3 separate regions of the Homo sapiens genome follow, and all the other regions are linked to region 2. The links are chromatin contacts, found by Hi-C or POLR2A ChIA-PET in ENCODE. All regions are on one chromosome and are shown on one strand. The core of a region is the stretch at or near the end of the contact, and the rest is flanking DNA. Distances in the headings are between cores, read along the strand shown. Region 1 overlaps MARK3 (microtubule affinity regulating kinase 3). Region 2 has its middle 32 kb from the start of COA8. Region 3 overlaps KLC1 (kinesin light chain 1).

What was found. A loop is a pair of places that touch in the nucleus more often than their neighbours do. ChIA-PET counts read pairs that join two places held with the same protein, here RNA polymerase II (POLR2A). Pooled maps may share reads with other maps.
Region 1: a pooled map shows a loop between it and region 2 (2.6-fold over the local background). The contact joins two enhancer-like sites. A Hi-C loop is called at or near these places in 1 of 168 maps with a recorded cell type or tissue (astrocyte of the cerebellum) and 4 of 50 pooled maps. POLR2A ChIA-PET finds 5 or more read pairs at or near these places in 1 of 52 experiments (GM12878).
Region 3: a map with no recorded cell type shows a loop between it and region 2 (10-fold over the local background). The contact joins two enhancer-like sites. A Hi-C loop is called at or near these places in 8 of 37 single-sample maps with no recorded cell type and 6 of 50 pooled maps. POLR2A ChIA-PET finds 5 or more read pairs at or near these places in 4 of 52 experiments (AG04450, H1, activated CD8-positive, alpha-beta memory T cell and 1 more).

Annotation. Positions count from the first base shown.
Region 1 is chr14:103,498,403-103,501,677 of GRCh38, forward strand. MARK3 (microtubule affinity regulating kinase 3) reads left to right here. Exons shown (of 18, transcript NM_001128918.3): 16 at 100-126; 17 at 1,754-1,798. Among named protein-coding and RNA genes, the nearest start is that of CKB, 23 kb to the right of the region's middle. Within about 2 kb of position 1,954, at least 9 of the 41 ENCODE cell types and tissues checked have a DNase peak (open chromatin) inside an H3K27ac peak, as active enhancers do.
Region 2 is chr14:103,593,059-103,596,167 of GRCh38, forward strand. No RefSeq gene overlaps it. Among named protein-coding and RNA genes, the nearest start is that of COA8, 32 kb to the left of the region's middle. RefSeq lists a silencer at 639-778. Within about 2 kb of position 1,418, at least 16 of the 41 ENCODE cell types and tissues checked have a DNase peak (open chromatin) inside an H3K27ac peak, as active enhancers do.
Region 3 is chr14:103,690,431-103,693,360 of GRCh38, forward strand. It overlaps KLC1 (kinesin light chain 1), which reads left to right. Exons shown (of 17, transcript NM_001394837.1): 15 at 1,929-1,995. Among named protein-coding and RNA genes, the nearest start is that of XRCC3, 24 kb to the right of the region's middle. Within about 2 kb of position 1,366, at least 4 of the 41 ENCODE cell types and tissues checked have a DNase peak (open chromatin) inside an H3K27ac peak, as active enhancers do.

The sequences.
Region 1 (3,275 bases), core at 704-3,203, 94 kb before region 2:
TGTTTTTTTTCTTTCTCTCTGTAATTGATTAGATTTTCTGTTTAATTTGTGCGAGTTATTTTTGTTAATTTTTTTTTTTTTTTACTTAATTTCTTTTAGAAACATGTCATTCAGGTTTATCAAAAGGTAGGATTTATATATACACATTTATTTTTCAATCCTCACTCCCAAATGGCTCCTGCAATTAACATTAGGTTTGGCTTTCTGGCCCTGTTTTTTCCTTATAAACTAAACTTTCTGCTGATAACTAAATACTTAATTCCTTGAAAGGAAATTGAAAAGAAATAGATTAACTCTGTCAGGCATTTTAAAGGGACTATGGTACCCATGCAACAAAAGGCTGATGCATGCTCTGTGTATTTTCTTTCTTTGGTAGAATTATTTAGCATCCAAATAATTCTGTCTTCATACTAATAACACTTAGCATGCTCCTGTTTGAAGAATGAGATGCTCAGTAATGTTAATGTACAATTAATGATTATCCACAGGCATGCAAAAGGTAAGTATTAGTTGTGTTATTTTTATTTCACTGAGGATGGAATTAGCAAAAGGCTTTAAAATGACAGGAAAATTAGCTAATACAGAAAACAAGCATAAAATTCAAAGCTACAGCCTCATTTGATTTGGCTTTTTCAGAAATTAAAATGTGAACAGCTGCGTAGCAGAAATGTTTTAATATTTTCAGAGTTGAAAGCCACTTTCCAGCAACCACTGAAGAAAGAGTATCTCATTATTTTTACTTAAAGCACTACAGAAAGTGGTGTTCTGATTTTATTAATATTTTTTAGGCCAGGCATGGTGGCTTATGCCTGTAATCCCAGCACTTTGGGCGGATCACTTGAGCCCAGGAGTTCAAGACCATCCTGGACAACATGGCAAAACCCCGCCTCTACAAATAATATAAAAATTAGCCGGGCATGGTGGCACGCATCTGTGGTCCCAGCTACTCAGGAGGCTGAGGCAGGAGGATCACCTGAGCCCTGGGAGGTCAAGGTTGCAGTGAGCCATGATCATGCCACTGTGCTCCAGCCTAGGGGAGTGAGACCCTGCCTCAAAAAAGAAAAACATATTTTTTGATGGTGATAATCAAGAAACCAAAAATATTGCTTTCTTAATGCACACATGAGGCAGGAAATCTTTCCTGAAGGGCTACATTGTACCTGTGCCTCTCAAGTCACCAGAAGGCCAAGCTGCAGGTCAAAACTGCGGGAAAAGCACTTTCTTCCTGTTGGCAGTTCCATTCTATTATTATTTTTTAATTGATCTTCCCACTTGTCTGATTTTTCCTTGGACAGAACAGGTAATAACTGAATATAGAATCCAGCTGATAGCCTCATTGGCTTTTAATTGGAAACCCATTATACTGTGTGGCACAATTAGAAAGTGAGAATAACCCCATTCTGAGGCCGAGTGTGCTCAGGCTGAAGAGCCAGCAGGAGTGCCCGCTGTGCGTGCGTGGTGTGCGGTGTGTGCAGTGTGCAGCGTGCAGCGGTATGGCATGCAATGTGTGTGATGTATGCAGTGTGCAGCATGGAGCTGGCCCCTGTGCACACCCCTGCAGCCTTGTGGAAGAAGGTAGCGCTGGCTCAGTCAAATGAGAGGAAGAGTTTTCATAAGCCCGGCTGGTGTTTAAAACGTGTTTTGGCTTTGTTCATTTTATGGTGTTGGTGTTGGTATTGGTGGTCATGTACTGGCATGTAAGATTTCTTTTCTCTTTCCCTCTTCTCTCTGCTTCTACATTCTGTTCATTGAGGCTTCCAACTGAATATGAGAGGAACGGGAGATATGAGGGCTCAAGGTGAGGGAAATGATTTTTACTTAAAATTTTTTTCAGGTGTTTACTTCATTTCTGTGGCAGAGGCGACTATTTTCTGAATGTTCCCTACTGTATTCCTGCTGTCTCTGTAGGAGTTACGTAGAGAGGGTGGCCACAAGGGGGCGCCAGCCTGCCATGAGCACCGTCCAGATCCAGCTTGGCCTCCGCTCTACATTTGTGTTTGTGTTCAAAGCACGGCGAGGCCTTCAGCCTTCCTGCCTGGGCGTTAACAGCCTTTGGAGGTCTGGGTTGGGTAGCAGTGCTCAGAGAAATAAGCCCTCAGTTCATCACTGACCCCTCACATGGTTCTCTTCACAAGGAATAAAAGCAAAGTACTTAATAGAATGTCCATATTTCAAACTAGATATGTTTTCTTCTAAGAATGGTGATTATATAGTTGAGTGTTTTGCTTTTCTTTTTTTTTTTTCTGAGACACGGTGTCGCTCTGTCACCCAGTCTGGAGTGTAGTGGCGTGATCAGGGCTTACTCGAGTTCCCAGGCTTATGCGATCCTCCCACCTCAGCCTCCTGAGTATCTGGAACCACAGGCACTGCCACCATGCTGGCTAATTTTTGTATTTTCTGTAGAGATGGGGGTCTCGCCATGTTGGCCGGGCTGGTCTCAAACTCCTAGGCTCAAGTGAACCTCCCACCTCAACCTCCCAAAGTGCTGGGATGACAGACATGAGCCCCCGCACCCAGCCTTGCTTTTCCATTTTGTATAGTTATCATTGCATGGATTTGAGGGGAGGCAATCACCAGGTAGCCTTAGGACTCTATGTCCCTTGTTCTAGGTCTCTTCCACTTGTGCCCTTTTTTTATGCCAGTCACCAGCAGGCTATTTCAGGTCCTCATTCACCGTTTGTCCTTTTGGTCTTTCTAAAAGCCCGCTTCTGGTCATATGACCTTTCTGAATTAAAACCTTCAGTGACCTCCACTATTTCACCTGGCCACGTCCCTGCGAGGCCCTGAGTGGCGTGGTCCAGGCTGCCCCAGCAGCCCCAGCTCTGCTGCCCCATCAAGGCAGAGCACTAGGGTGAGTGCCAGGCAGCATTCCCTCTCCAGGCCTACCCATCCCAGCCAGGAGCAGGCTCTAGATCCTGGTTTGTTTCCCCACCCATAATAGGAAGGTGACATAATAGGACCTACGTGGGCATCAAGTAAGTTGGGGCCTGACCACCACAAGTGCTCATTAAGTGCCACCAGCTGTTGTGGGGGTGATGACACTGTGCCTCCAGTTCCACTCAGTCTGTGTACTTTATTATGCCACAGACACATCCTGTACTTTCCTACCTCCCCTTTGGCTGTGATCCCCTCTACTCAAAACAAACACTCTTCCCTATCTTCATTGCATTTTGTTGAAATCCCATGGCTCTTCATAGCTCTCCTCAGATGCAGGCCCACCCCCACCCGTGCTGTTTCCTCCTTGTCTCATCCTGCCTGTCACGTTCTCCTGCTCG
Region 2 (3,109 bases), core at 168-2,667:
AAACTCTCTCTCCAAAAAAAAAAAAAAAAAATTAACCCAAAAATTTGTATGCTCAAGTTTTTTTTTAATTAGGTTAATATAATTGTAACAGCCATATTCAAATAAAGTATTTCTGTGGGCTTTTAAATAGTTACAAAATAAAGCTTATCTCAGTGATGTGGGTTTTTGGTTTTTTTGTTGTTGTTGTTTTTTGAGACGGTGTCTTGCTCGTTCGCCCAGGCTGGAGTGCAGTGGCGCGATCTCAGCTCACTGCAACCTCTGCCTCCCAGGTGCAAGCGATTCTCCTGTCTCAGCCTTCCAAGTAGCTGGGACTACAGGTACGTGCCAACACACCCAGCCAATTTTTGTATTTTTAGTAGCGACAGGGTTTCACCATGTTGGCCAGGATGGTCTTGATCGCTTGACCTCACGACCTGCCCACCTCAGCCTCCCAAAGTGTTGTGATTACAGGCGTGAGCCACCGCGACCAGCCCACTGATGTGTTTTATACCACTTTTCCCACAAAATGCATGTTTGTTAAAATTCCAAATATTTTAAATATTTTAATTTGGAGTTTAAAAGCAAAATAATATTGAGTCTCTTTCTCCCACTTTGTGTGTTGGGTGGTCTTTGTAGAAACTGATTTTTTACCTGCTCATATTCACCCAAAAAAAGGAGCCGGATGTGGCTAACAGAAGTTCAGCAGGACTCACGAGGGCTATCTCAGGTCAGTGAAAACAGGATATCTAATGCCTTTTCCTCTTTCTGTTTTGTTTTGACACGGAGTCTCGGTCTGTCACTCAGGCTGGAGTGCAGTGGCATGATCTCTGCTCACTGCAGGCTTCACCTCCCGGGTTCAAGCAATTCTCCTGCCTTAACCTCCAGAGTAGCTGGGATTACAGGTGTGTACCACCACGCCTGGCTAATTTTTGTATTTTTAGTAGAGATGGGGTTTCACCATGTTGGCCAGGCTGGTCTCAAACTCCTGACCTCGTGATCTGCCCACCTCGGCATCCCGAAGTGCTGGGATTACAGGTGTGAGCCACCGAGCCCGGCCTTCCTTGTTTTTATTTAATCCTAATAATGTACCGGAAGCTGCACCTGCCTGCAAGCCTCAGCTCCCTTGAGGCCATCCCGTAGCTCTGGCAGAGCCCCCAGCAGGGCTCCAGTTGGCGTCAGGTACAGCATTTGCTCTGCACAAATGCTGGAGTTATAATGATTAATAGAAGCATCTTCAAGAAAAACCTCCCCAGGGAAAGGCCGCCGTGTGGGGAGCATCTTTAGGAGCTGCAGCTGGAGGACCCGGGCCTGCCCACACACATGCTGCTCTTTAAAGGAAGCGGAATTGCATCAGGGCTACGGAGAAGCCTTGCCTTGGGGCAGCAGTGCTACCCTGCTTCGATCTTTTGCGCCTAAGAGGACAAAGCTTGAGAGCTGTTTTCTGACAAGCCCTTTAGTCTGCTTCCAGCACGGGGAAGTGGCTGCTTCCAAGCCTTTGTGCCTCAGGCACACGCTGAGCCTTCCGCCCCCAGCAGAGGAGTGAGCCACAGAAGGCCCTTTGTTCTGTACATTTGCAAGGAGTATTTTAGACTTCTGATTAATGGAGAAACCACGCAACTCCTGGCAGATTGTATGACAGTTTTCTGTTTGCTGATTTTTTTTATTTTTATTTTTGCTACCAGCACTTTTTTTTTTTTTTTTTTTAAGAAAAACAGCAACAAGGCCGGGTGCGGTGGCTCACGCCTGTAATCCCAGCACTTTGGCGTGACCCCCGCACGAGGTCAGGAGTTTGAGACCAGCCTGGCCAGTGTGGTGAAACCCCGTCTCTACTAAAAATACAAAAATTAGCTGGGCCATGGTGGCGCATGCCTGTAACCCCATCTACTCAGGAGACTGAGGTAGGAGAATCGCTTGACCCCAGGAGGCAGAGGTTGCAGTGAGCCGAGATCGCACCACTGCACTCCTGCCTGGGCGTCAGAGTGAGCCTCCGTCTCAAAACACAATCAAACAAACAAACAAAAAACAGAAACAAAAATAGCTCTATTCTGCTGAGATTTTTAAAGTTAAAATTGTAACAGTGTGTCTGGTTAGGAAATCGGAGCAGCATAGGAAGGAGTAGATGACAAAGGAATAGGCTTCCTTTCTAAATCCATAATTAATTTTCCTGAAGGTGAGGCTGGAGGTTCCTGTTCTGAAAGCCCCCTTATTGGGAGGCAGCCAGTAGAGTTTGGGGTCTGGGTGCTGCTGGCATTTTCCTCCCCGTGGCCCACTGGGTTCGCCTTCCCAGAGTCTTATTAGATTCCCTCTCAGGCTCCCCCATGCTTGCATTATTTTTTTGCCTTTTAACATAGATCCCTTCTGAACGGTGTGCTACAGCGCCTTCATTCCTTTCCAGAGTATTTTCCTCTGTGATGCATGCTCTGCAGTGGATCAGCTTTTGTCGTGGATGGCTGAGCGTGAGGCTGAGCCACCCCTGCCTCCTGGTGGATGTGGGCCGCACCCCTCCAGCTGGTCCCACCTGCCGACCAGCTGTTCTGGTTGCTCCCTCATCTATAGGCTGCAAGCGTTTGAAGGGAGGAGATGTGGGGAATGGTTAAAATCTGTCAATGTTTATTCAGCCGAGAAATACTGAGCACCTGCTCTGCTGGGCACAAGGGCCCCGATGTTGGTAGTTCATTGTTGCTCCCCCTGCAAAGACTAGCAAGATTTAAAGTAAGAGAAAAAAGCCAGCCACATAATGTAGACCCCACCAGAATGTTTTACAGAATCAGCTGATCTGACTCATGTTTACATTCCCAGTTAATCATAGATTTCAATTATATTCTTTTTTTTTTTTTTGAGACCGAGTCTCGCTCTGTCCCCAGGCTGGAGTGCAGTGGCGCGATCTTGGCTCACTGCAACCTCCACCTGCTGGGTTCAAGCGATTCTTCTACCTCAGCCTCCCGAGTAGCTGGGACTACAGGTGCGCGCTACCACCACCAGCTAATTTTTGTGTTTTTAGTAGAGACAGTGTTTCACCATATGGGCCAGGCTGGTCTCAAACTCCTGACCTCATGATCCGCCTGCCTCGGCCTCCCAAAGTGCTGGGATTACAGGCTTGAGCCACCGTGCCCAGCCTATTCTTAACTTT
Region 3 (2,930 bases), core at 116-2,615, 97 kb after region 2:
GTTGTTCGGCAGGGGCTGGCTGAGTATCTGCCATGTGCCAGGCGCTGTGCTCACAGCACTGCTGACACACGGGTGGGTGCCCTGGGCTTTCAGCCTCATCCCAGTGTCCTGTGTGAGGCTGTCCCTGTCACCCCTCAAGCCTGTGCCTCAGCCTCACAGCCACCGTCCTTGGCTTTCCCAGGAACTGCTGCGCTCATGTTCGCTGTCCCATGTTGCATGCAGTTCACGTTCAGAATTCAAGTAACCCTCAGTATCGGTTGCTTTAGCTTTAAAACTTCAGGGGAGTTTATGTTCAAAGGCATCCATGGTGGTGGTGAACAACGATAGTCATTTTATGACTGTCCATCATTTAAGTTATAGATTATTTATAGGCTGTTTCATCAAGTATTTTAAATACATCAGATGGAGGAAAAGTAAATATATGTATACATTCCTGTATTCCTTTAAGTGGAGAACCATGACTTTATGTTACATTTTGCTTTCTAAGTAGAAAAATACTGGCTTCAGAGTTTATTTTACTAACAATAAAGTTGATTTCCCAGCTTTTAATATAGAAAGATAAAAAATATGACAGTATATTTATGCATCATCTTTTAGCAGTGAGTTTTGAGTGTCTCTTCATGATCCCTTAGTGGTGACGAGTCTGACATGAGCCCTGGAGCACCCTCCCTGAAAAGCATCAGACTGAAGGCAGAGCCTCTCTGCTCCCAGATGGTTCCCCCCACTTTTTTTTTTTTTTTTTTTCTGAGACAGAGTCTTGCTGTGTCGCCCAGGCTGGACTACAGTGGAGTGATCTTGGCTCACTGCAACCTCTGCCTCCTGGGCTTAAGTGAATCTTGTGCCTCAGCCTCCAGAGTAGCTGGGATTACAGGTGTGTACCACCACGCCTGGCTAATTTTTTGCATTTTTAGTAGAGACAGGGTTTCACCACGTTGCCCAGGCTGGTTGTGAACTCTGGGCCTCAAGTGATCCACCCGCCTCAGTCTCCCAAAGTGCTGGGATTACAAGCATGAGCCACCACGCCTGGCTTTTTTTTTTTTTTTTTTTTTTTTTTTTGGTAGGTGGAGTCTCACTCTTGCGTAGGCTGGAGTGCAGTGGCGTGATCTCAGCTCACTGCAACCTCTGTCTCCTGGGTTCAAATGATTTTCCTGCCTCAGCCTCCCAAGTAGCTGGAATTACAGGCACATGCCACCATGCCCAGCTAATTTTTTGTATTTTAGTAGAGATGGGGTTTCACCGTGTTGCTCAGGCTGGTCTCAAACTCCTGAGCTCAGGCAGTCTGCCCGCCTCAGCCTCCCAAAGATTACAGGTGTGAGCCACTGCAGCTGGTCTTTTTTTTGTTTCGTTTTGTTTTAAAGAGAGACAGGGTCTTGCTCTGTCTCCCAGGCTGGAGTGCAGTGGTGCAGTCATGGCTCACTGCAGCCTTGACCACCTGGGCTCAAGTGATCCTCCACTTCTGCCTCCTGAGCAGCTGGGACTACAGATGCATGCCACCACGCCTGGCTAATTTTTGTATTTTTGTAGAGATGGGGTTTCCCCATGTTACCCGGGATGGTCTTGAACTCCTGGGCTTAAGTGATCCTCCTGCCTTGGCCTTCCAAAGCATTGGGATTACAGACTTGAGCCACTATACCCAGTCTAGATGAGCCACTTTTTAAAAGTGCAAGTCTAAGGACATTTTGAGTTTGCATATGGTACTTTAAAAGAAGCATTTTGCTGTGAAAGATGCAGAGAAGCTGTGGTCTTTTCTCCTGGGCACTAAATAGAGTGAGACATAGGACTCCCCGGTTACCCAAGCAAGATGAAGGCAAGGTCCCTAGAGCCCCCAGTGTCACAGAGGCGTTGGAGGGGGCTTTGCTTGTGCTTCCTGTTGCTGGTTGACCGATGTGCTGATCGTTTGTCCTTGCATGTCCGTGTCCGGGTTGCAGCATGAAGCGTGCCAGCTCTCTGAATGTCCTTAACGTGGGTGGCAAGGCTGCTGAAGATCGCTTTCAAGTAAGGAGCCTACCCCGAATTGTGTCCTAGGCTGCCCAGACCACGCTGGCAGGTCTGCTGCAGACCCGCACTCGGCCCCTGCTCGGCCCCTGCTCCTGCAGAGGGCTGGGGACGCCGCCACGTTTGTTCCTAGACAGACAGTTGTGACAGTAGTATTTTTATATTCTGCTTAACCACTGATTATGTGAATTATGGGCATGTTCACACTGTGAACATTCTCAGAATATTAATTAATGATCTCAAATGGTCTTTAAAAATAGTTTAACCTAATTAATGTATTCTGTTAAAGTACTGTCAAAGCTCGACCAATTACTAGTTTGTATGATTGTTTGATTTTAGCCTCTACTAAGTTTATAACTATTAATAATTAATTGTCTACTTAAGCTGTTGTTCAGTGTTCAGAAGTATTCAAAACTCTGTTAACATGATGACTAGCGTGCTGTCAGTTTGACACTAAAACCTGAAGCACTCGGTGCAGTTGCTCGGGCCTCACACAGACACATCAGGTTTACATCTGAAAGTACTGCCTCCCTTCCCCATCACGGAGGCCGTTTGAGTTTTCATCCACTCCGCCCTTTGGTGTGGCTGTCAGTGGGTGGCCGGGTGCCTGTGGCTGCTCTAGAACCTGTTTCTCAGGTGCCTGGGGCCCACCCGGCAGCTCGAGCTGTTGGGACTTGGCAGTCCCTGCCCCTGTGCTGGTGCTGAGAGTTCGCGACAGTGGCCAGGCACTGCCCTCCCAGTTGTCCAGATCCACTAATCCTCACAGACAGGCCAGTGCCCCGACCTGTCCCCCAACACTCTTGGGAGGCAGCCATCTCGGGAAAGCTTTTCCCCAGCCCCCTTCTCGGTGGCTGTTAAAGAGGCTTGTAGGGTGCTGGACATGTTGCTTGAAGCACCCCTAATGACAAGAGGAAAGAAAGTCTCTTCATTTTACA